Linked DNA regions of Homo sapiens: region 2 is linked to region 1. A link is a loop called in an ENCODE intact Hi-C map of the cell type or tissue named here. Cell type or tissue: mammary epithelial cell. All regions are shown on one strand. Links, peaks and the distances in the headings refer to the core of each region. The heading gives the core; the rest is flanking DNA. Region 1 overlaps BCAS4 (breast carcinoma amplified sequence 4). Region 2 overlaps ADNP (activity dependent neuroprotector homeobox).

Evidence for each region. Peaks named below come from ENCODE experiments on the same cell type or tissue, not always from the same donor. Only the 100,000 strongest peaks of a DNase experiment are listed, where the experiment ranks them.
Region 2: it touches region 1 in a loop (4-fold over the local background); 5 of 110 quality-filtered maps call a loop at or near these places.

Annotation. Positions count from the first base shown.
Region 1 is chr20:50,814,499-50,822,498 of GRCh38, forward strand. It overlaps BCAS4 (breast carcinoma amplified sequence 4), which reads left to right. Exons shown (of 5, transcript NM_198799.4): 2 at 3,713-3,784. Among named protein-coding and RNA genes, the nearest start is that of BCAS4, 23 kb to the left of the region's middle. RefSeq lists enhancers at 547-596, 657-826, 4,228-4,277, 4,288-4,337, 4,825-4,874 and 2 more. In mammary epithelial cell, for the core only: a CTCF peak has its summit at 4,066 (motif pointing right); DNase peaks (open chromatin) are centred at 1,313 and 4,063; H3K27ac peaks cover 871 bases.
Region 2 is chr20:50,877,570-50,894,377 of GRCh38, forward strand. ADNP (activity dependent neuroprotector homeobox) reads right to left here. Exons shown (of 6, transcript NM_001282531.3): 6 at 11,349-16,808. The coding sequence ends at 13,836. It also overlaps a transcript of BCAS4 not described here. Among named protein-coding and RNA genes, the nearest start is that of ADNP-AS1, 45 kb to the right of the region's middle. RefSeq lists enhancers at 1,811-2,312, 2,313-2,812. In mammary epithelial cell, for the core only: no CTCF peak of the experiment used is centred there; no DNase peak of the experiment used is centred there.

The DNA.
Region 1 (8,000 bases), core at 1-8,000:
AAACTGGAACTCCTGGGCTCAAGCGATCCTCTGGCCTCAGCCTCCCAGCGTTGGGATTACAGGCATGAGCCGCTCTACCCAGCCCCAAAGAACATCTTGTTACACATTCTAGCTCTGGAGTTAGAGTGCTCAGGGTCGAATTCTGGCTTCAATATTTATTAGCTGTGTGAGCTTGGGCAAGGGACTTAACCTCTCTGATCCTCTGTTTCTCAATCCGTAAAAAGAGGGAAATAGTAGCACCTACTGCATAGGGTTCTTGTGAGAAGTAAATGAGGTAATTCAAATACAGTGACTAGCCCTTGTTTTTATTCTATGGCGAAAGAGATTGGGTGGGTGCAGTGGCTCATGCCTATAATATCAGCACTTTGGGAGGCTGAGGCAGGAGGATTGCATGAGGCCAGGAGCTTGAGACCAGCCTGGGCAACATAGTGAGACCCCTGTCTCTGCAAAAATTAAAATACAAAAAAAGAGAGAAAGCGAGCTATGGAATGCAACCCCTTATCACGCACCTATTGTGTGTCAGCACTCTGTTAAATCAGTTAGCCACATCTATGATGTCAGGTTAACCTCCTGACCATTCTGCCAAACGGGCCTGATGGTTCCTGTCACAGGGGATCCAGTGGCAGTGAAATGCAGAGGTTAAGCCATTGGGTTCCAGCTGCATGGCTGGCAGAGGGTAAGGTGAACCCAGAAGTGCCGTGACCACGCCGTGCCCTTCCTGAGCAGGCCAGGATGGGTTGCAATGCACTTCCTACAAGCACAGTGCTGCAGAAACATCTTGGGAAGGAGGCATCCCACCCCGCTGGGGCATGGGCTTCCGTGGCCTCCCATGCAGGTTGTGTGTTCTTAAGCATGTCTGGACCCGTGTCTGCGTTGTGTGCACCTGCACTCCCAGGATCTCTCCATCACCCGCTGTGCCCCACTCCTCTCTTTCTCTTTCTCTTTCTTTCCCCTGGACCAGAAAGAACAACCAATCTTCTCCTCTAACCACAGTGACCTCTTGGCTCCATCCTTTCTCCCTTAGTGCGATAATGACATTTTCTCATTGTAATTTAATTTTGGGGTTGGGTGGGGGAATGATCTTTCTTTTTCCCCGTCTTCTCTCCCCTCTCCCCGACTGAGGCACAGAAATAGTCCCAGCTGTGAGATGAAGGTTGCAGAGTTTAAAATTGCAACTTGGTACTATTTATACTCCAGCCTGAAAGATGTTTTTTTGTGCAGTCGTTTATTTTGTTGTGGTGGAGATGGCTCATGCTGGAAGCAGCAGGAACTGGTGCTGTATAAACAGTTCTCTGGGGACAAGTGGGTGGTGAGGGAGCCTTCAGGTGCAGGGGGCAGGGACTAGGCCTGCCCAGAAACTCTGAGCACGCCTCCCTGGAGCAGGACGGTGTGGCCTGGTAGGGAAAGCAGATCATGTGCTTGGCGAACTTTCTTCCTGAATGCTGGCCATTACAAAAATAACAACAGAAACTGGTATTTTAGAAGTCATAAAAGTAGTAGATAACTTGAGGGGGAAAAAAAACCTAATTTTTCTTTTTTGTTTTTGAAGACAGATCTTGCTCTGTCTCCCAGGCTGGAGTACAGTGGCACAATCTTGGCTCACCGCAACCTCCTCCTTCTGGGTTCAAGCAGTCCTCCTGCCTCAGCCTCCTGAGTAGCTGGGACTACAGACGCGTGCCACCACGTCTGGTTAAATTTTGTATTTTTAGTAGAGACGGGGTTTCGCCATGTTGGTCAGGCTGGTCTCGAACTCCTGACCTCAGGTGATCTGCCCACCTTGGCCTCCCAAAGTGTTGGGATTACAGGCGTGAGCCACTACGCCTGGCCAAACCGCTAATTATTTCCCTAATTTTTACACAAGTGCATGAAGCAGTTGTACACTGGCAGGCCCTCTGCACGTTCGTTATTGGCTTAATTTGTGAAGCATTAAAGGGTTTTTTAAATGTGTTCCAATGTTTAAACATTGGGGCATTTCCTATCAAATTAGGATTTCTGGCTTCTCTTGGAAAATGGAAAGATCTGGCAGCTCCGGGCCTGCATTTCCTGATGGCAGCTAGTGGCCAGCAGCTGGAGGACTGGATGAGCACCTCTCAGATCACAAGCCTGATGGCCTGTTTCACTCATTTATGTTAATGTCCAGCCTGATGACTGGGTTTTATTTCTTCTTCTTTTTTTAAAGACAAGTTCTCACTCTGTCGCCCAGCCTGGAGTGCAGTGGTGCGATCACTGCTTACTGCAGCCTCAGCCTCCTGGGTAGCTGGGACTACAGACATGCACCACCATGCCTGGCTAATTTTTTTTTTTTTTTTTTTTTTTTTTTTTTTGAGACGGAATCTCGCTCTGTCGCCCAGGCTGGAGTGCAGTGGTGTGACCTTGGCTCACTGCAGCCTCCGCCTCCCGGGTTCAAGCGATTCTCTTGCCTCAGCCTACTGAGTAGCTGGGACTACAGGTGTGTGCCACCACACCCGGCTAATTTTTGTATTTTTAGTAGAGATGGGGTCACCACATTGTCCAGAATGGTGTCGATCTCCTGACCTCGTGATCTGCCCGCCTCAGCCTCCCAAAGTGCTGGGATTACAGGCGTGAGCCAGTGCACCTGGGCTAATTTTTTTTTTTTTTTAAAGGGATGGAGTCTCACCATGTTGCCCAGACTGGTCTCGAATTCCTGGACTTAAGTGATCTTCCTGCCTCGGCCTCCCAAAATGTTGGGATTACAGGCATAAGCCACTGCTCCCGGCCATGGACCCTTTACATAACATAAAAAATTCAAGTTTCCCTTGTCAGAGTCCCTTTCCCAACTCCTCCTGCCCAGGGCTAAGTAAGCCCTGTTAATAGGGTTTCCAAAGAAACTATGGGATGCCCGGTTGAATTTGAATTTCAGATAAACAACAAATTTTTTAAGTATAAGCACATCTCTTAACTATTAGCAGTCTGGCACATATCATTCCAGGCCTTTCTCTGTGAAGACATGTACTTTTTTTTGAGACGGAGTCTCGCTCTGTTGCCCAGGCTAGAGTGCAGTGGTGCAATCTTGGCTCACTGCAGCCTCCGCCTCCTAGGTTCAAGCGATTCTCCTGCCTCAGCCTCGGAGTAGCTGTGACTACAGGCACACGCCACCATGCCCGGCTAATTTTTGTATTTTGAGTAGAGACGGGGTTCTGCCATGTTGGTCAGGCTGGTCTCAAACTCCTGACCTCAGGTGATCCGCCCGCCTCACACATTTTTTTTGGTATGGTTTGTATCTGACACCGTCTGCAGCTTGCTTTTCCTCTCCGGGGTATCACCGGGGCCACTGTGTTTATTAGAGCAGGCTGTGAGGTTGTGGACTCCATCTGGATTAGGATCCTTGCCCCGCTGTTTGTTAACTGTGTGATCTTGAGCAGGTTACCCCACCTCTCTGAGCCTCCGTGTCCTCATCTGTACAACGTGGAGGATACGGGTAGCTTTGTTATTTCCTGTATTTGTTGATCTTGTCTCTTTTGAAAGCTGCATAGAATGGAGAGGCCGTGGTGGCTTTAACCAGTCCTCCGTGATGGGCGCCAGGACTGCTGCCTGTTTATTGCTCTTTCAAAGGAGGCAGTGGAAGGGGGTCGAGCAGGAACCGGGCACATAATCCTAAGACTTAGTTTGCTTTAAAAAAAAAAAAAAAATGAAGGGTGTTTGTCTCCCTGGAAACCACTTGCTAATCTCCAGGATATCGTCTCTTTTTCAGGCGAAGGAGGTGGAGGAGACCATCGAGGGCATGCTCCTCAGGCTGGAAGAGTTTTGCAGCCTGGCTGACCTGGTGAGTGGCTGCCTGGAAGGCGTGGGTTTAGGCCCAGGCCAGACTTCAGGCCCTTGCTGGAGTTTTCTGCGGAAGCCATTTTGGTGGTGAGTTAGCAACCAGGAGGAATGGGGCAGCGGCCAGCGCTGAGAGGAAAGCCACGTGCAAACACTCCCTCCTCTCTCTCTCTCTCGCTCTCTCTCTCTCACTCAACCCCAAGTGCTTCCTGAGGCGGCCATCTTGATCTCGTCCTTCCCTCGAGATGGTTTTTATTCCGCAGAGGAGCCAGGAGTGGACCACAAGGTGGCACTCTCGGGCACCGATGCAGGGAGCCGTTCAGCGGGGACGCTAGACTATATTTAACTTTCCTCAGCTCTGCACCGTCCCCTGTGCAAACATGGAGACAGCCAGGAAATGGCTTCAGGCCTGCGAGGCCTAGGAGGAGCCTCTTGCCCAGGCCACAGCCCGTGGTGGAGTTGGGCATCGAGTTCCTTCCTGAATCCTTCTGTTCTCTCTGCTTTTACCTCCTACTCTGTCTGGTTGGCCCAAATCTACTAGCCTGGCTGAGGAGGAAGATGGAAGACAATGGCCCAGAAGACAAAGCCTCCCACGCCAGAGTCTCTAGAAATCGCCTCTAGAGGCTGGGTGCAGTGGCTCACACCTGTAATCCCAGCACTTTGGGAGGCCAAAGCGGGCAGATCACTTGAGGTCAGGAGTTCAAGACCAGCCTGACCAACATGGTGAAACCCTGCCTCTACCAAAAATACAAAAATTAGCCGGGTGTGGTGGCAGGCGCCTGTAATCTTAGCTACTCAGGAGGCTGAGGCAGGAGAATTGCTTGAACCCGGAAGGTGGAGGTTGCAGTGAGCTGAGATTGCGCCACTGCACTCCAGCCTGGGTGATAGATCAAGATTGTGTCTCAAAAAAAAAAGAAAAGAAAAAGAAATTGCTTCTAGATCCCAGTGTTCCTAGGATTGCTGCCAGCCAGGTGTGGAGCCCCCAGGAGTGCTGATAGAATTTTCTAGAAGCTCCCAAGCTTATTAGAGGCAAACCAGTAACCTGGGCTTGAGGTGTCTGCCTGGAGGCCCAAAGGGTAGAGCTCCATATTGTGACCAGGCCCTGTGTCTCCCCAGAGTGGAGGAAGCCTGGCCACCTGGGCCCAGTGGTGTGCGTTTATGTCCCTGAGAAGCACCGTGTCCGGACCCTGAGAGTGTTTGTGAGAACCCAAGGGAGTAACAGTAACAGCAGCCCCAGATGTTCATTGAACGCCTTTCTTTGTGCCCGGCACAAAGCCACCCTAGACAGCAGGCACTGAGTCATCCCTACCTATTCAGCGGACCTCGGCCCAGCCTCTAGGGTCACAGCAGAAATCCCAAGAGGACCTATATGGTTTCTTCTCTTGAGTCAATTTTTACGTTCAGATGTGGGTCCAGGTGGGAGCTAGGTAACAAGACAGGCTTTTAACAGCCTGGATTGTCCTTTCTTTACCACCACGCATTGGACTCTTTCTTTCTCTTTCTGTCTTTGTCTTTCTGTCTTTCCGTCTTTCTGTCTTTCCGTCTTTCCCTCCGTCCCTCCCTTCCTTCCTTCCTTTCTTCCTTCCTTTCGAGATAGAGTCTCGCTCTGTCCCCCAGGCTGGAGTGCCGTGATGCAATCTCGGCTCACTGCAACCTCTGCCTCCCGGGTTCAAGTGATTCTCCTGCCTCAGCCTCCTGAGTAGCTGGGATTACAAGCATGCACCACCATGCCTGGCTAATTTTTGTATTTTTAGTAGAGACAGCATGTTGACCAGGCTGGTCTTGAACTGCTGGCCTTAAGTGATCCTCCCGCCTCGGCCTCCCAAAGTGCTGGGATTGATTATAGGCGTGAGCCACCATGCCCGGCTGCATTGGGCACTTTCTCATGAATGGGCCCCGTCATAAACTTGAGTATGCAAAGAGAGTTCAGTCCATCTCCATTCCCATCAAGCCCCAGTGTATGTGGGGAGACTGATTTGGGTATCAGTTGGTGCCGTCCCATGCTACAGTGCTGTTGTCAAGGTAAGGTCAAGGTGTGAAGGGATTCCAGAGCCAGGGGTGCTAAGTCCTGCCTAGGAAATTGGGAAGGCTTCGTATAACAGGTGGTGATGAATCTGGGGCTGTAAGGAGAAATAGAGAATTCAACAGATGGGGAAGGAGTGCATTCAGGCAGAGGGACCAGCCTGTGCAAAGGCGGGGAGGCCAGGGATGTGGTATGGCTGGGCACTGGGTGAAGGATCGTGGTTGCGGGCAGGGAAGGCAGGTCGGGAGGATGGTGTGGATGGATGCTCCAGGGACACCTTTGTTTTCAAATCCCATCCCGTCATCCACATGGGCATTCTGCGCAAGGAGACCCAGCATCAGCCTGAAGAGGGCTGGGGGCAGAAGTCCATGTGGACAGGCGGAGAGACCCATGTGGCCCAGCCCTGAAAAACCATCACAGCTTCCTGTGGTGGGAAGTGTGTGTGTCTGTGTTGCCAGGAGACTCAAGATTGCAGGCAGCATCAGGCAGGTCCTCCTAACTCGAAGCCTGGAGATGCTTCATGGAAAGATTTAATCCTGAGGCCACACACAGATGACCCACAGGTCCAATCCTGCCTGCAGATAATTTGATGTTTCTGGGGGGGAAAAAAGCAGGCATTAGCTTGTGACATTTTTAGAATTTCATGTGAAAAATCTAGAGTTCCGGCTTCTCTCAGAAAAGCAAAGATCTGGCCCTCCTGGGGTACTCATTCCTACCTTGCAAGCATCGGCCGCCATGTCACGTGGCAAGCAAGCGACCACCTGCTGTGGGCAGCAAGCGTGCTTTCCAGCTTGATACAGTGCTGGCTGCTCCCGGGGAGCCTTCCTGACTCCACAGCCGCCACGTGCTTGTGTATTTTTGATAGATGATGTTTCTCTGTTCTTTTGACCCTACTGAAAGTGGGAAAGTAAAGCCAGACCAAGAGGATCCCATGTTCCAAGAAATGGAAGAGAACATGCATCCTTTTGGAAGCAAAGACTCTTCCCATGTGTCTGTGTTGACAGAATGTGCCCAGCCAGTTCTGCAAATATGTGACGCTTGTGGGACCCCTGGGGGTGTTTGAGCTTACAGCCCCTGCATGGGCACGCTGTGCCAATGCCATTTATATTCTAGAAATCCTCTTGGCCCCTAGAGGTTCATGCTTGGCTTACCTGGTATGTCTGCTGTGTGCTGTGGGGCTACATGACTACAGAGAGAGGTGTCCGGTGATCAGCCCTAGCTTGGGGCCTCTTTTTTCTCTTTAAGAGCTGCTTTGAAATCCAAGTTAGGGATGAGTAGGGTCCTCTAGGAGCAGGTGATGTCACACCACGGACCACTGTCCCCCCAGGTCCCTGCCTCGGTCTTCAGAAACACTGTTTGATCAATTTACAGGTCCGAGAGAAGGCAGGCCCTGGGCTGCACGGTTTAGAGAGAAGCCACTTCCTTTCAGATAAAATTAGGCTGTTAGAAATCAAAGTCCAGCTTCCCGTCTGCTCTATTAGTTCTTCCATTAGCCTGTCTTGATCACTCTCTGTCACTGAAATTCACCCCTCTGTTCTGGGACCTCTTTTAACATTTGATATAATGCCAATTGTTGGCACTTCACTTTCTGATTCCTTCTACTGTGGGGCCATGGACATGTCACGTTACCTCTCAGAACATTTATTTTTTCCTCCGTAAAATGAAAATAATGGTTCTGATTATCTATTGCTGTGTCAAACTACCCGAAAATTTGGTGATGTAAAACAACCACCCATTTATTTTGTGGGCTAGAGCAGGGCACAGAGGACTCAGCTCATTTGAGTCGAAGCTGGCTCCTTCATCACTTGTCTGGTACCTGGGCTGGGCTGGTTGGGGCTGGTTGGGGCTGGTTGGTGTAACTTGCCCCGTGCACGCTCTCCACGTGGCTGGCGTGGGCTTCCTCGTAGCATGGCTGTTTGACCTCCCCAGAGCAAGCAGTCCAGTGGGCAGGAAGGAAGCTGCCACATGTCTTGAGGCCTAAGTATGGAAACTGACACAGTGTCACTTCTGTTGTAGTTTATTGGTCAAAGCAGTTACACAGCCCAGCCAGAATCAGGGGAGAGAAACTGTATTCTACCCCTTCATGGAAGGAATTAAGGAGTTTGTAGCTGTCCTTAATCCACTACAAATAGTTTCCATCTCCAAAGAGTTACTGTAAGGAATAGATGAGGCAGAGATGTGTGCTTTACACCCACTA
Region 2 (16,808 bases), core at 3,697-11,696, 67 kb after region 1:
ATAATCTGCCTGGGCAAGGTGACTCATGCCTGTAATCCCAGCATCTTGGGAGGCTGAGGCAGGAGGGTCGCTTATGCACAGGGTCAAGACTGCAGTGAGCCGTGATTGTTCTACTGCACCCTAGCATGTGCAACAGAGCAAGACCCTGTCCCCCACACCCCAAAAAAGTTTTTCAAGGAAGCCTAAAATAATGAATCTGGCAAGATAGAGTAGAGGCCAGGTGCAGCGGCTCATGTCTGTGATCCCAGCACTTTGGGAGGCCGAGGCAGGCAGATCGCCCAGGAGTTTGAGACCAGCCTGGGCAACATAATGAGACCATATCTCTACCAAAAATACAAAAATTAGCCTGGCGTGCTGGTGCACATCTGTGGTCCCAGCTACTTGGGAGGCTGAGGTGGGAGGATTGCTTGAGCCTGGGAGGTTGAGGCTGCAGTGAGCCATGATTGTGCCACTGCACTCTAGCCTGGGTAACCAAGTGAGATCTTGGCTAAAAATGTTTTTAAAAATTAAAAACAGAAAAGCAGGGAAATAGTTTAGACAATTTTTGGAATTCAGAGATATAGGTAGACCCCTTGTTTCTGGAAAAGTCAGCATTTTTATTCTCTTTTCTTTTTTTTCGAGATGGAGTCTCACTCTGTCACCCAGGCTGTAGTGCGGTGGCATGATCTCAGCTCACTGCAACCTCCGCCTCCCGAGTTCAAGCTATTTTCCTGCCTCAGCCTCCCAGGAAGCTGGGATTACGGGAGCACACCACCACGCCCAGCTAATTTTTGTATTTTTAGTAGAGACGGGGTTTCGCCATGTTGGTCAGGCTGGTCTCGAACTCCTGACCTCAGGTGATCCTCCTACTTTGGCCTCCCAAGGTGCTGGGATTACAGGTGTGAGCCACCATGCCCGGTCAGCATTTTTTTATTGAGGTGACTTTTACAATTTTTTTTTTCTTTAAATGAGACACCTGTCACCCAGCCTGGAGTGCAGTGGTGTGATCATGGCTCCCTGAAACCTCAAGCTCCTGGGCTCAAGTGATCCTCCTGCCTCAGCCTCCCAAGTAGCTGGGACCACAAATGTGCACCACCATGCCTGGCAACTTTTCAAATTTGTTTTATTTTTTGTAGAGACAGGGTCTCCCTATGTTGTTCAGGCTGGTCTTGAACTTCTGGGCTCAGGGGACCCTCCTGTTTCGGCCTCCCAAAATGTAGTGTTGGCACAAACCTTTATTGAAGTATAATTTATATTACAGAAAGGGGTGCCTAAGTGGTTCACTAAATTTTTCACAAACTGAGTGTATCTATTTAAGCCTCACCAGACTGAGCAACCAACATTATCAGCACTGAGCAGCCCCCTCATGCCCGCTTCTGGTCCATGCCCATACCCACCCCCACCCCAGGCTGACAGCATACTGACATCTAACCATATGGACTGGAGTTTCTTGTTTCTGTGCTCTGTATAAAGAGAGGACACACGGGATGTGTACCTACGGTGTGTCATCTCTTGTCTCTGGCCTCACCGGCTTGATGTTACCTTGGGAGGTGTCACTGTTGCTGTGTCACTGTAGATCATTCCCATGGCTGTGTTGTATTGGCTGGGACTGTTTTTATCGAAGGGAGCTTGGACACTCTGCATGCCCCAGTGTGCTCAGGGAGAGCACACGTTGGATGGAAAGTTGGCCGGGTGAGGTGGCTCACGCCTGTAATCCCAGCACTTTGGGAGGCCAAGGTGGGCAGATCACTTGAGGTCAGGAATTCGAGACCAGCCTGGCCAACATAGTGAAACCTCATCTCTACTAAAAATACAAAAATTAGCCAGGTGCTGTGGTGCACCCCTGTAATCCCACCTACTCGGGAGGCTGAGGCAGGAGAATCGCTCGAATCTGGGAGGTGGAGGTTGCAGCAAGCCAAGATCGTGCCACTGCACTCCAGCCTGGGCAACAGAGCGAGACCCTATCTCAAAAAAGAAGAAAAAGGAGAAAGCTAATGTTAATTTTTTAGACAAGCAGTTGAGGACACTCATTTCCGGAAGGGTGAGTATCTGCTGAGTGTTGGGCACTCCCAGGCTTCTTTCTCCTCCCAGCCCCTGAAACAGGGGCCAGGGAGAGTTGGAAGGAAATCCCATGTGATTAAGCCGCAGCAACGTTGAGTGTCCTAAAGCAGGGACCCACAGGCCCCACGCTAGGAGCATGGCCCTGAGGTTAGCCTGCCTGGCAGCACTGTCCGCTCCCATGCCTCTTAGCTGTGTGAGCTGGGCTTTTCACTTGCTCTCTCTGAGTCCAGCTGCCCCTGCGGTAAGACATGAGGATGGCTCTGGTCTGATGGGTTGTGGTGAGGGTGACATGAGGTGAGCTGTGTGCATGCTGGGCACACTGGCGAGGGGCTCTCAGTAATGGGAGGCTGCTGTTGCAGGGCCCGGGCTGTGATGGGGAAAGGGTTGATTGTCCTGCGTTTCTCAGTTGACCAGCGGCATCCGAGGGCCTGAACAGCGAGTGACTCAGGGACTGCCCTTACGTGTCAGAGTTAGAAGTCATGGGAGAATGGAGGCTGCTCTCTCTGGGTTTCCCTGTCCTGTTAGGAGGGGTGAGGTTGCACAGGAAATCTATGGGGAAAAGGTGACAAGTGAACTGGAAGTAGCCGTTCCAAAGTTCCTAGGATTTGCACTGCCAAACAATGAGCTTTAAGGGACGCTTGGAAACATCTGGGGAGAAGGAAGGCCGGGACACTGCGCCCTGCCATCACCAACCCCTAACCTCAGTCCTCTGAGCGGCTCCACTGTCCCTGTGCCAGGTGACTTCATGTGCGTCCTCATTAAAGCAAAGTGCCTGACATTTCCATTGTCCAGTCAATGATGTCCTCGGTTGCTGACTATTGATGGCCTCTAACCCCTTGGTAAGGGTAACTGCAGCCTAGGAAAGGGTGATCTGATCTTTCTCTTTTTTAAACAGAGACGGGGTTTTGCTATGTTGTCCAGGCTAGTCTCAACCTCCTGGGCTCAAGCGATCCTCCTACCTTGGCCACCCAAAGTATTGGGATTACAGTCGTGAGCCACCGAGGCCTGCCAGTCTTTTTCTTTTGTGGCTGATGTTGGACAGGGACACCAGTAGAAAGGTCACTGCAGATTTCTTCCCAAGAGCAAGGCTCTTCGGTCAACCCCCTTTCCCACTTTCCCAGCGGATGTGAACTTCGTGCTCACCAAAGCAAGAGGTTTCAAGGTAGCAGCCCATGGGGTTGTATCTGATTGGCAGAAATGTGTGGTTTGCCCTGAATTGTTTTAAGATGTTTTCATGTTGTGACAATTGGGTAAACTTCTGGAAAAAATAGAGCTCCATACCTCACTCAGCACACCTGGATTGTAAATCGATTAGGAGCTTAATGTATAAAATGAATCTATTGGCCGGGTGCAGTGGCTCACACCTGAATCCTACCACTTTGGGAGGCCAAGGTGGGTGGATCGCTTGAGCTCAGGAGTTCAAGACCAGCATGGGCAACATAGCAAAACCCCTTCTCTGTAAAAAATAGAAAAATTAGCCAGGCATGGTGGTGCTTGCCTATAGACCCAGCTACTTGGTGGGAGGTGGGAAGATTGCTCGAGCCAGGGAACTTGAGGCTGCAGTGAGCTGAGATTGTGCCACTGCACTCCAGCCTGGGTGACAAAGTGTTACCCTGTCTTAGAAAGTAAAATAAAACGAATCTATTGAAGAAATAGGTTAAAAACATTGGCGAAGTGTACAAAATCGAGAAGCCATAAAAGAGGTCAATTTGATTATATAAAATTTTTAAACTTCTGCATGGCAAAACCAACGGAAAACTCAACCAAAAAATCCCAAAACAACAAAATCCTAAGCAAATTCAAAAGATAGATGACAAATTGGGAAAATATATTTGCATCTCATGCTACAAAGGGATAATCTCCCTAAAAAATGTCACCTACAAAAAAGGGAAACAGTAGCAAAACAGGCAAAGGCTATGAACAGGAGTTTCACAGAAAATGCAAAACATGAAAAGATACTCAACCTTAATGTATGCCAATAAGTATGGAAAAATACCCTGAGATTTTTCACATTTCAGGCTGGCAAGGATTAAAATTTTTGATGACACTATTGAATTTTTTTTTTTTTTTGAGACAGAGTCTGCTCTGTTGCCCAGGCTGGAGTGCAGTGGTGTGATCTCAGCTCACTGCAACCCCTGCCTCCTGGGCTCAAATGATCCTCCCACCTCAGGCACCCAAGTAGCTGGGATTACAGGTGCGCACCACCATGCCCAGCTAATTTTTGTGTTTTTAGTAAAGATGGGGTTTTGCCATGTTGGCCAGGCTGGTCTCAAACTCCTGGCCTCAAGTGATCCACCTGCCTCAGCCTCCTAAAGTGCTGGAATTACAGGCTTGAGCCACTGTGCCTGGTCTTGCTGGTGATATTTTGAAGAAACATATTCTTGTACATTGATGGTGGGACACCATTCTCATGGGGGGGCAATTGGCATACCTAACAAAATTAGAAATGGTCCTAGCTACTCAGTAGGCTGCGGCAGCAGGATCGCTTGAGTGAGCCCAGGAGGTTGAGGCTGCAGTAAGCCGTGATCATGCCACTGCACTCCAGCCTGGATGACAAAGCAAAACCCAATCTCTTAAAAAAAAAAGGGGGGGTTGCGGGGGGAAATGTCCTCAGACCCAGTAATTCCACCCCTAGGAATCCAGCTTACACACACAAGAAAGAAAAGATAAATGTACAAGGTTAGTCACTGCACAGTGAGACAGCAAAAGATTAGAAAGAACCCAAGTGATTATTGATCTGGGTTTTATTCCTTTATAGCCCAACCATATGATGGAATACTATAATGTTGTAAAAATGGGTTAAGAGTTCTTTATGAATTGGTGTGGAAACATCGCCAAGATATGAAAGCCAAATGCAGAAAAATATATGTGGTATGCTATTATCTATGTGAAAAAGACATTACTATTCTCTGGAAGGATAAACACAAATTTGAGAATGGTGGATATCTGGGGTGAGAGGTATCCTTTTCACTGTTCTTTAAAAGTTTTGATATTTTGGTGTTTGCCTATTCAAAAAAATGGTTAAAATCAGTTGCCACCAATTAAAAATTAGGAGAATGCATATAAAGAACTGAATTTCCTGTTTGTTTGCTTGTTGCCTTAAGAATGTGAGCCCACTGTTTTTAGTGCCAGATATTCTAATTTTAAACAATGAGCTACATAAAGTCAAGTTGCTTTGGAGGGGGGGGTCCTGGTCTCCAGGCTTTTCTTATACTCAAATTATTTCACTAATTTATTTCACTTGCCTAGCCCCTGTGGGCATTTGCATTTGAGATCCGTAGAACCAGAGACTCAGACAATGGGAAATTTATTCCAAGGATATGGAGTGTGTGAAGAAATGCATCTCGGTCTCAGCTTAATGTGGTGGAGGATGGCAGCTAGATGGTCACTGCAGTTCAAGCAATTGGCAGTCTAGCTAGCACCTCTGTACCCCAATTCCAAACTCCCTGAGGATGAGGCATGGGGTCCCACTAGAGAAGTGTGTGCTGTCCAGGGCTCTCCTTTGGGAGGTGACTGATACCAGGTCAGACATTGTAAGAAAGCTACACCAATATTCCACAAGAATACAAATGCAAAATCAAGAAAATATCAGGAAACAGAATCCAGCAACATATAAAAAAGGATTATACGCCATAACCAAGCAGGATTTCTTCCAGGAGTGCAAGGTTGGTTTAACATCTGAAGATCAGTGTACCACACCATATTAATAAAGGACAAAAACCACATGATCATCTCAATAGATGCAGAAAATAAGCATTTGACAAAATCCAACACCTACTTATGATAAAAACTCTCCTTCTTGGGGTAAAAAGGGGAGTTCTTGGGAAGGTTAGAAGCTAGACAGGTACCCCACAATGTCTGCTTACAGGGTTTACCAACTCCTTGGAGATGTTTAGTTGACTCAGGCAGCTACAGGTTTCCAGGAACCTTCCTCTCCATCTTAAAGCAAAATCCCACTAAATCCCACTTTGCATTATGGTGAAGAGTGCAAACATCTTTGGAAGGAGTTGCAAGTAGTTCTAATTTCAAGCAGCTGTCACAGAATCTCCTCTCTGAGTTCCCTGGGCTTGCTATGGGCTCAAAAGCCTGGAAATTCTTACAGGTGATAATCAGCTTGATGCATTTCAGGCTTGCAGCAGTAGGAGTGAGTGGAGGGCAGCAGGTCTGAGGCTGGCCTCTGCAGTCTTTGCTGGGCCTTCTGGCAGAGTGTGCTTTAAGGACTGCTCATGATGCTGGGTTTGGAGAAGCAGTTAAGGGGAGGACTGCAGGGGACACAAGCATTATATTTGGTCAGAATGAACATACGGTTCCCCTTAAAAACCAAACCAGTGAGGCATGAGCACCCGAGGCCAGCCTCTTCAACCAGGAGGGGTTTCTCACTGGGCCTTCCACGGAGATGCTCCGTTTTAGACGTAATGGGCGGAGTTTCATCTGGAGGAGCCAGGCCGAGGTGAATGAAAGGGAGGAGACCTGGAGGAGCGGGTCTTCTGTTGGCATCCCCAAGCCTGGTGCTGCTGCAGTGGGGACTCTACCCAGAAGGTAAGGATTCCAGCTTAGGCCACGGTCTCCTTGTTGCCGGGATGAACCGAGGAGATGTTGGGGCAAGTCTACACTCTTGAAATGGTTTTCTACATGCAGGTTGCATCTCTGAGTGTACAGGTTCTTCTTAGGCTGCTAGCAGGTGTTTGTTGAGTGGCGGGGAAAAAGAATAAGTGGTCTCAAAGGAAACTGCCTGGAGCAGACATACTATTCAAGGGAAGGCTGGAGCTTGTAGCCCACGTTCACTGCGCATCCCTTTAAACCAGTTCCGTCTGGGAATCAGCTGGGCCACACCTCAAACCAATTACATCAGAATCTCCAAGCAGGGGAGGGGGAAACTTAGATCACCTGTCTTTAAACCCCCCCAGGTGATTTCAGTATGTAGCCAGGGCTGGGAATCACTTGCTTCCAAAGAATACCAGTCAAGAGATTTTTCAGAACTTGCTTCGTCTTCTGAGTTGGAGCAATTGCACCTTTTATCTGGTTTTCATATGGCACAAGGCTTCCTTTGAAGTGCTGGGTCCTCAGCATCGCTCTGCACCTTCTGAGTGTAGCATGGAATTGGTTTTGAATTGGTTTCCGGTTTTGGGTTGAATTGCTTTCACCCGAGCTTCAGAGATGGGTCCTGACTAGTCTAAGCCAACCAGGGTAATGCTAGCTCAGTGACTGACCAGGTAGCTTTGGACTAAGCCCATCAGCTTAGTCGGATGTTCTGGAATGGTCCAGTTGGCTTAGAATTCAGGATTCTTTCTTAATACTGAATGAAGGGGAAACCTCTCAGGTTAGGTAAGTGGAAGGCACCCTATGAATACCGGGGTGCCTGCCTAGGATGAAGTGTCCCTGTGGGTGGCAGGATGGAGACAGAAAACCTGAATCCTTGGTGATGTCCCTGAGCAGCTTGCCCTCCCCAGACACAGCCAGTTGCCCCCTTGTCACCTTTATTAAGCACCGTCTGAGCTGGATTTCCCGTTACCTGCCAGTGAGAGTCCTAATTAATATAAAAGGGTCTGAGGTTGGGCAAAGCAAAGTGAGTAGTCACTGCTAAAGGAAGCAGAGTTCCCTGAGCAGCTCTTGGAGCCAGAGCCCAGGCTGGGCTTGAAGCCCATCTGTCAGCCCCTAGCTCAGCACTATCCGGCATGCTAGAGGTAGCAGAGTCATCCTGGGATAAGGCGGGTCTGGGCTGAGGCTCATTTTGGTGCTTATGGACCTGGGACCCTGCTCTGATTTTCCTTTTTTTTGAGACGGAATTTTGCTCTTGTTGCCCAGGCTAGAGTGCAATGACACGATCTTGGCTCACCACAACCTCTGCCTCCCCGGTTCAAGCGATTCTCCTGCCTCAGCCTCCTGAGTAGCTGGGATTACAGACATGTGTCACCATGCCCGGCTGAAGTTTTTTGTATTTTTAGTAGAGATGGGGGTTTCTCCATGTTGGTCAGGCTGGTCTCGAACTCTTGACCTCAGGTGAGCCACCTGCCTCAGCCTCCCAAAGTGCTGGCATTACAGGCATGAGCTACCACACCCGGCCGGATTTTCCTTTTTAATAGCGCAAGTCTCAGGCTTGCAGCCTCAGCATGCGATAACAGGTAGCAAAAATCTAATGTTTGTCTTGTATTTACTTTCATAGTCACTTTTATGGTCATCTGAATTTGTGGCAAATTATGGTGATTTTGCTTTTTGGTGACATCGTTTTCCTTTAAAAGGGGGAGTGAGGGTGAGGCATGGTGGCTCACACCTGTAATCCCAGTAGTCGGGAGGCTGAGGCAGGAGGATTGCCTGAGCCCAGCAGGTTGAGGCTGCAGAGCTGTAATCGTGCCACTGCACTCCAGCCTGTGTGACAAAGGAGACCCTGTCCCCCCAAAAAAGTGGTGGCGGGAGTTGAGACATACTAAGAACATAAAGCAGTTGTGAGGCAGATGTGGCACAACTGACAATGGTGGTGGAGTGTGAGTCAGTTTGGGGAACGCTGAGCCAGGGACTGAACACTGTGAGAATGGGGCTCACACATCTTTTCATTCATAGCAGCAGCCAACTTTCTTCCAAGGCCAGTCTCTATCCTAGGCCCAGGTGCATGGTGTGGCCGGAAATACCGGTGGCTGTGGACTCAGATATCCCATGTCCTAGTCAGCAGCTTCCCCTTTGCCAGCTGAGATGTCAGGACAAGTTAGCTTCTCTGCACCTCCATGTCAGCACCTGAAACCTGGAGTTCCTACTCCCAATACAAGGTTTGGGGGTTTTTGGAGGAGAGTGCGGAGGATTGGGGTTGGACGGTTTTGAGGACTCAAATACCTTGGATTCCAGTGCTTTACAATTAGTCCCAGAACTACACATCCGTTCTGAAAATACCCGTTGGTTAGCTGTGTATTCACGATGCCTAAGATTCAGGTGTTTTTAGGAACAATATTGTCCTTGTAGGGTGTAGCGGAGCCCCTTGTCCGGAGTCCTGTCCTTGGGGGAGAGGGTTCTAGTTGAGCTTCCCCAGGGGATGCTGATCCAGCTTTGCTGGCAGACGGAGTGGCAATGGCTAAGTCATGCCACTGTCTCTTCCTCCATCTCTCCAAGGCGGGATCTCTACTTTTGATTCCTAGACTGGCTACTTCATGTACACAGCTGTCACGTCCCACTGCAGTCTAGGATGGCAGCCAGTACAGCACTCACATCAAGTATATTGGAAAAGCCCTTTTACTTCTGCTTTATGGTTCCTAAAAGGTGCCTGCTCTGCTTATTAGAGTATCCATTTTGCTTCACTTATAGTAATAAGACATCATTAAAGGTACATAAATAAAATAAGGATTTTTTTTCTTTTTTTTTAAGACGGAGTTTCACTCGTCACCCAGGCTGGAGTGCAATGGCGTGATCTTGGCTCACTGCAACCTCCGCCTCCTGGGTTCAAGTGATTCTCCTGGCTTAGCCTCCTGAGTAGCTGGGATTACAGGCGCCCACCACCATGCCCGGCTAATTTTTGTATTTTTAGTAGAGACAGGGTTTCACCATGTAGGCCAGGCTGGTCTCCAACTCCTGACCTCAGGTGATCCACCTGCCTCAGCCTCCCAAAGTTCTGGGATTACAGGTGTCAGCCACCGCGCCCGGCCAAAATAAGGATTTTTAATTGCAAAAACCAGTTCAGGTTCGAATGGTCTTACACCTTAAGGTTAGGTGGTGTCCTGGATGGGGAAGGGGTTTGCATCACAGATCCATTAACGCTGTATGCTGAAAACACACACATGCAGCCAAACTCATTAAATAGCGTGGAAGATTTGTTCTGGAAATGACTAGGGACCTTCCTTCCCGCGTCCCCTCCTCTTGGTTGGACACTTTGAAATAATGACAAGAACTTTCGGGGGTGATTTTGACTATATGCAACTCTTATATGCTGACTTTAAAACACAACCCCCCCTATACTGTAGCTCCACTACATTCAAGTTACAGCGAGTAGTCCGTTACCGAAGTGGTACAAGTTGGTGGGAAGCAGGATGCAAAGAATTAGCAAATGGGGACCTTGCTTTGGTCAAGCTTTCAAGCCAACTTTGCAGCAGATGGGAGAAATGCCTTTTATTTTCAAACCTGTCAAGTTTGTATCAGCTAAGATGTTTTTCTTCTAGATTACCTCATGGTGACCCACTGATAATTGGTATGTTGGAATGCCATTTCCTAATGGTGGGAGCAGCCTCTTCATTTCTAGTCTTCTGGAAGCTTTTGAGATGTTCCTCCATGACATTTTGGTGAAACATGCCTCAACTGGCACCTAATTATTGCTCAGCAGGGGGGCTGGAAGGGTCACAACAGGCAGAAAAACAAAACAAAACGCTGCCTGATACTCTGCAAAATCCACGTGTTCAACATGTTCTACTTAATTTCATTAGGGAAAGAAAATTTCCATCAAGCTAAATGGTTCTCAAATGTTAGTGGCATAGAACCATGTAGAGATGGATGGGCGTGGTGGTTCACGCCTGTAATCCCGGCACTTTGAAAGGCTGAGGCGGGTCGATCACAAGGTCAGGAGATGGAGACCATTCCGGCTAACACGGTGAAACCCTGTCTCTACTAAAAATACAAAAAAAAAAAAAAAAAAAATTATCCAGGCATGGGGGCACGTGCCTGTAGTCCCGGCAGTACTTGGGAAGGTGAGGCAGGAGAATGGCTTGAACCCAGGAGGCGGAGGTTGCAGTGAGCTGAGATGGCGCCACTGCACTCCAGCCTGGGCAGCAGAGCAAGACTCCATCTCAAAAACAAACAAACAAAAAAACGAACCACCTAGTGATAATTCTTGAGTCTCATCTCGAGGACTCAGTACTAGTAGTCTGAGGTCTAAGTAGTAAAGGAACTACACTTCTGTATGGTAGTACTTATTTGGCAATAAGCAGGTTTGTTTCTAGCGTGAAGCATCTCAGATGGGAAACTCCCATCTTTAATACATCGCAGTTTTCAAATTTGGCACTCATTTTGTTCATGCCAGAAATGGATGTTACAAAGGAGTAGGCATTGGGATCAAACTGACATACAACTCTAGAGCGATATGAGGCATAGATACCCTTTCTGCTTGAATTGCAAGAGGGAATGAAGCTGTTTGATAAAGATTCTCCTCTCCCTATACAATGACAAGGAACCAAAGATAGGATGAGAAAATGCTCTATGTGATGAACAGGGAAAGAAGCCACAGTCCTAGCTTGTCTGAGTGAACTCATTCCCACGAGAAAACCTGCAGGGCCAAAAACACGCCTCCCCACCCCCTTCCCCCGACACCCACAAAAACAAAACACACCAAACCTCTGTAGGATACTTAGGTTTTCTCATGTTAGAAGTGTTCAGCCTACATTTACAGGCATTCTCTAATTAGGTGGCAGCACGTTGCCATAGCCAACGATCTCCAGATTATTTGAAAAGCAAACAGTAGCAACAATATTCTTTTAAAATGGCTTTTATTGAGACACTTGTAGGGATTCTGCAACATTTCCAGTTGGGAATCTTTATTTCCAACTCTTAGGGTGGCTAAACCCTTTTCTGAATGCCAAAAGGCACACTCTCACCACCTTAATGAGGAAACACACTTATCTGTGTCTGTTCCGATATCCAACTGGGACCTGGACCCCAAGCCCCGTGGTGTCTTGTACAAGTCTCATTAGTCCTCCACGTACAACTCAGAAGCCTGTTAATCAGGGAGGGTAATTTCCAAATAAATGTGAGCTGGCCTAAATCCAGCTGGTTATTTCTGATTTGGTAATCTGTAGTATCTTAATTTGGGGACATCCTGTCCTAAGTTTTGGCTGGTGCATGTAGAACTTATAATCTACCTGTATAACAACAGATGCAACATAGCTCCGTTCCAGCCCCAAATTCCTTAAAGGTTCTAGTCTACTCTTGCACTTCTTCCTGTACTGTTGTTGAGAAGCTTACATTTTAGGGAGAGGCTGGTCAAATCTCTACTCTCTGGTAACAGCATTAACAAGAGTCTTTCTTTTGGAAACAGACTCAGAAGTTATGGACATCAGCCACTTCAGACTTCTTTAGGCCACTATCCTTGAGGTGACTGACCAGCCTCCTCATGGATTGGAGTTTCCCATCATTGTTTTAATTGCTGGAAATGTTGGCCTAATTCTGCTTCCTTGTAACTTTCTGCTTTTTAGTACAAGTTCTCTTGGGAATCTACGCATGGTAAAAATACCAGCTCCTTCCATCTTTACAGCCCTGTCAGTGCTGTGCTCTTCAAAGCCTTTCCCTTAATAGCAAGAGGGCCAAGAGTGGCAAATAGAGGCAGAGCCGCCTGCACTACAGTTGTTCCCATCGTAAGGTGAAAACGAACGTTTAACTTCATCTAGAAGAAAAAACAAACAAAAAACCCATCAGGCTATTAAGATTCTGCTTGCAAATTAATGCCAATCCATGTTTACATTTTTTTTTTTATCATTGAGACATTTACATATATATGCAGGCTCTGCTCCTTAACAAAAGGTGAACTGAAAAACTCAAGGGTGTTTGTTTTTCAGTTAAAAAAAAAAAAAAAAAAAAAAAAAAAAAAGAAAAACAGATTTTGTACCAGGTGCCTCAAGAGAAAGCATTCTATTTGCAGATGACAGATCTTGGGTTTTCCACAAGTTTCCTCTGTGACTGTGGCTGCCATCTCTGATGAAAGAGTTATGGCATTAAATGGCAAAAGATATAATGGACACACAGGACTGTCATGTGTAATAAAGCAAATATTTACATTAAGCACAATACAGCAATTTATTTAGATGCTTAAAATGAATACAAAGGGAAAATAAAGATCACAAAATTATACATACTACAACAGTGTGTCATATATTAGATGGTATAAATGAATCCACCATGATGGTGTTGAACTAAAGATAAAACTAAATATCCAAAATGCAGCACTCATTGGTTTGCTGCTTCAACACAACACACTTTTATACAGATCTAAAAGGTGTCAAAATTAGTAGCTGCAAAGTCAATTCTTGCATGTGATTTTAGCTTAAAAGATTTCAGAAAACAGATCTGAAATACCAGTTTTTGTTTTTGACAGCTGTAATGTCAAGGATATTCAGAACAAGAAAAATCCTATAATACAAGAGAGTCCAGATATATATCTTACGTGGCTGGCCTCTGTTGCAAGATTGTACAAGGTTATGTGCAAAAACTAAGTCTGTCCAAAAAGTCCATACTAGCGCAGTTTTGAGCTTTTGCTAGGTAAACTAGATAGAGCGTTTATTACACAGCAAGGGCAACACTAAAAAAAGAAATCTATGATGGGCACACAGTAACAGGATCATGAGCATCACTTGAATAGGTCTAAAAGACTGTACAAATATACATTTCAACTATTCAGAATGAATACATGAAAAAAAATCGCTTTTCCCAAAGTCTACTATACACATTAGACTGGTAGCTTGTATGTTGGCCCTACACTACCATGTGAATTAGTTTAACACTTCTCAAAGACATCTGACCAATCATTTCACAGAGGGAAAGAAATGTTGAAAAGGCAGATAAAATAAACCTCTGCTTTTCCTCGTGTGTATTCATGAGTCACCAGCTTATTGGTTTTTCACATTTAGTTACCGTGTCTGTCAGAGAAGGTTCTGAAGCAAGAACAGCCTGTCCTGTCATAGACTTAGAAATAACCACTGGAACTGCAGCGGCCACATGCCCCACAGTCCAACCAGTACTCACAAGGCAGTACCAGTGAGAAGACAGCTTTGCAGTCACACTGGATATCAGAGTTCCAGGCTGCAGCATGTCACCAACGCCAGGGAACCTGGCACTTAGGCCTGTTGGCTGCTCAGTTTAACTCCGGCTAAGCTGCCATGCATGGGCTCAGCTACTCCATCAGTCATGTTGTCAAACTGTTCCCCATCCTCACTGTCAATTGTGCTATTCTGCCACTCAATCTGGGGGTTAGATAAGCGCTCATCATTCTCAGATGCATTCTTCCACTGTGACTGGTCCTTAGACCAAAACCCTTCAACTTTTCCATAGGAACTATTCTTCCATTTCAACTGCTCTCTGTCACCTTGCATGGTAGCCTTTTTTTTGGCAGCTGGCTTACTGCTCCTTGCATCTTCGCTTTGGGAAGACTCGTCAGACCAGGTTCCTGGTTTCATTTCGCAGGTATTGTCCTCAAAGTCTGACACTTGTTGGGATCCAGGCCCACTCTCAGATGGAGAAGCACCGTCTTTCCACTCAACAACATCGTCTTGGTCAACCTCACTATCAGATGCATTGTGCATTAGTTTGGTTGGTTCCTCAGTCAAATGAATAGTTTCGTATTTTGAACCATCCTCTTTTTGGTCTAGCTTCTCCTCAGATTCTGAAGCATCCTCAGGAATTACCTTCAGTACATGTTCCTCTGGGTTATCGTTAGAGATTTTAGGTTCAACTTCAAAAACAGGGTCAAAAGGGCTACCACTTTCATTGGATTCTTCTTCCAAATTTTCAAAACTGTCTGAGGAACTGTCATCTTCCTTCCCAAGGTTGAGCTTTTTGTCAGCAGTCTTACTAGCATTGACTCTGGAATCCTTCTCATCATGATTTTCAAATAGCCACTCAGCATCAAAATCCATCTCATGCTTGACTTTATTTAATTCTTTCATGTTAAACCCCAGCAACACGCCAGGCTTGTACTTTTCACAATCACGGACACACTTCTTCCTTTTGTTACTAAAATGGGAAGCGATGTCACTCTTCCATAACCATAAACTGGCTGCTAGCTTCTCAATTTCTCTCCTGGTGGGATAGGGCTGTTTGTTGAAATACTTTGTTAGAAAGCTTTTCCTGGCTTCATAGGAATCATCTTCATGACCCTTGGGGTCTAAAGCTAAAACAACAGGCTCTTCAGGCTTCTCTTCAAAGAAGCTGGGTGAATCACTATCATCATCTAACTTTCGTTTTTTCAGTAAGGGAAATTCCATTTGCTCGTAAGTGCGCTTCACAGGTGCCAGACTTGGAGACTGATTAAGCCGAGAGGGTGCATTTGTCTTATCCTGGCCATTTTGGGTCTTTCCAACGCCCCTGCAGTGAACTAGATGCAGAGTGATAGTTGAGGCGGTCATGTTGCTGGTATACACACCAAGGCAATGGATACATTTGTAGGTGAGCTTTTTCTCAACTGGATGAACCGTCTGAATAACTTGGTGCCTCTCTCGTAAGTGATGTGCAAGTGCATCAGATATGGGTCCTTTTAGGATTGAAAAGCAAAGAGGACAAAGGGTTTTCCCAACATCTTTTTTATAGGGCACTGCAGCTTGAGGTGAACTTTTTACAGGGATATCTGCCTTTTCCTGAACCTTTGGCTGTGGCTTTGGAGGAACTGGAGGATTATTTTGGGCATGGTAAGCAACAGATTCAGCTGGGGCATCCCTCAGATTGTATGTAGTTACCAGGAGATGGATGTTAGTGTGACTACCCTGCTGCAATGTCAAATCAAAACTCAAAGTAGAATCTGTTTTAGGTCCCATCTCTTCATCAATGTGAACCATCCGCATGTGTGCGGCCATCTTTTCCACATCATTGAAAGTTGAACGGCAATATGGACAAGACAGACCATGAATTAACATATGGTTGAGCAGAGTATCTGTGGGTAAATAGCGATTACAGTAGAGGCATTTGCTAGTAAAATTGTGTATTTTCATAATGTAGTTGGCTACTGCTGGGACTTTCTCAGCTTTATGTTCTTTTTCGAAGTGCACACTATAGACATTTTCAGGAAAAAGCTCATTACAGATTGTACATATTTTCCACTTTTGAGTTGAGGAAGTGTTACCTGGGGGAGGGCCTGTGGCAGCTGCAGCAGGTTTGGAACTGGACTGACCTAACACTCTGGATGCCTGTGACTGAGAGAGGGAAGGAGACTTTAACTGGCCCGATGAGAGAGAAGAGGCATTAGCAGACTGCAGGGAGTATCTTGCTGGTGCCTGGGACCTCTGCTCTGACCCAAGCCCATAAGACCTTCCGTTTCCACTTGGAAGTAACTGCTTTACAGACTGAGATTGTTGAGGAATGGAAACTGGTGCGTTGCCACCTAGACCCAGTCTCATTGACTGACCAACACTGTAACCCTGGCCTACAGATTTGACTCCATAGTTGTTCTGCTGCAGATGAACACTGGACATCATGTTGACTCCTGTAGAATTTAAGTTAGGCTTTGGTATTGAGAGTCGATTCACCATCTGCTGTGATGGTAAAGACCGGACATTTCCAGAAGCAAGGGAACCGATCCTTGGTGGGAGTCCCATGCTCTTCTTGTCTTGAGGTTTGGGAGCAATTAGCATCAAGGGTTTGGATCGGGGAACCACTACATTTGTGTGCCCAATCATGGCAGTGACCTGATAGCCTATACGTTCATGGTCTTCGATGACATGCTGTACCAAAGCTTCATAGGACTTTGGCATGAAAAGGCATCGCTTGCAGTGAATACTACTCTCTTCTCGGGCATTCGAGCCTAAGGGGACTGCCCCATTGAGTGATTTTTCTCCTGCCTTTGCTATGTAAGGTGCTGCCACATGCTGAAAATGTTCCCTGTAAATGTGCTTCCTAACTATTTCATAAAGAGGATCTCGGTAAGTGCACTTCTTACAGTAATAAACAGCTTGCTCTACACTGTCAGCCTGCTTAGGTTTAAGGCCATCATTTTTGTTTTTATCTTTGAAAGTGCTGAGGCTGCTACTTGGTGCGCTGGCGTTCGGAGCATGAAATATTTTAATGTGTGTTTCCAAAGTCTTTTTGTCTGCATTGAAGGT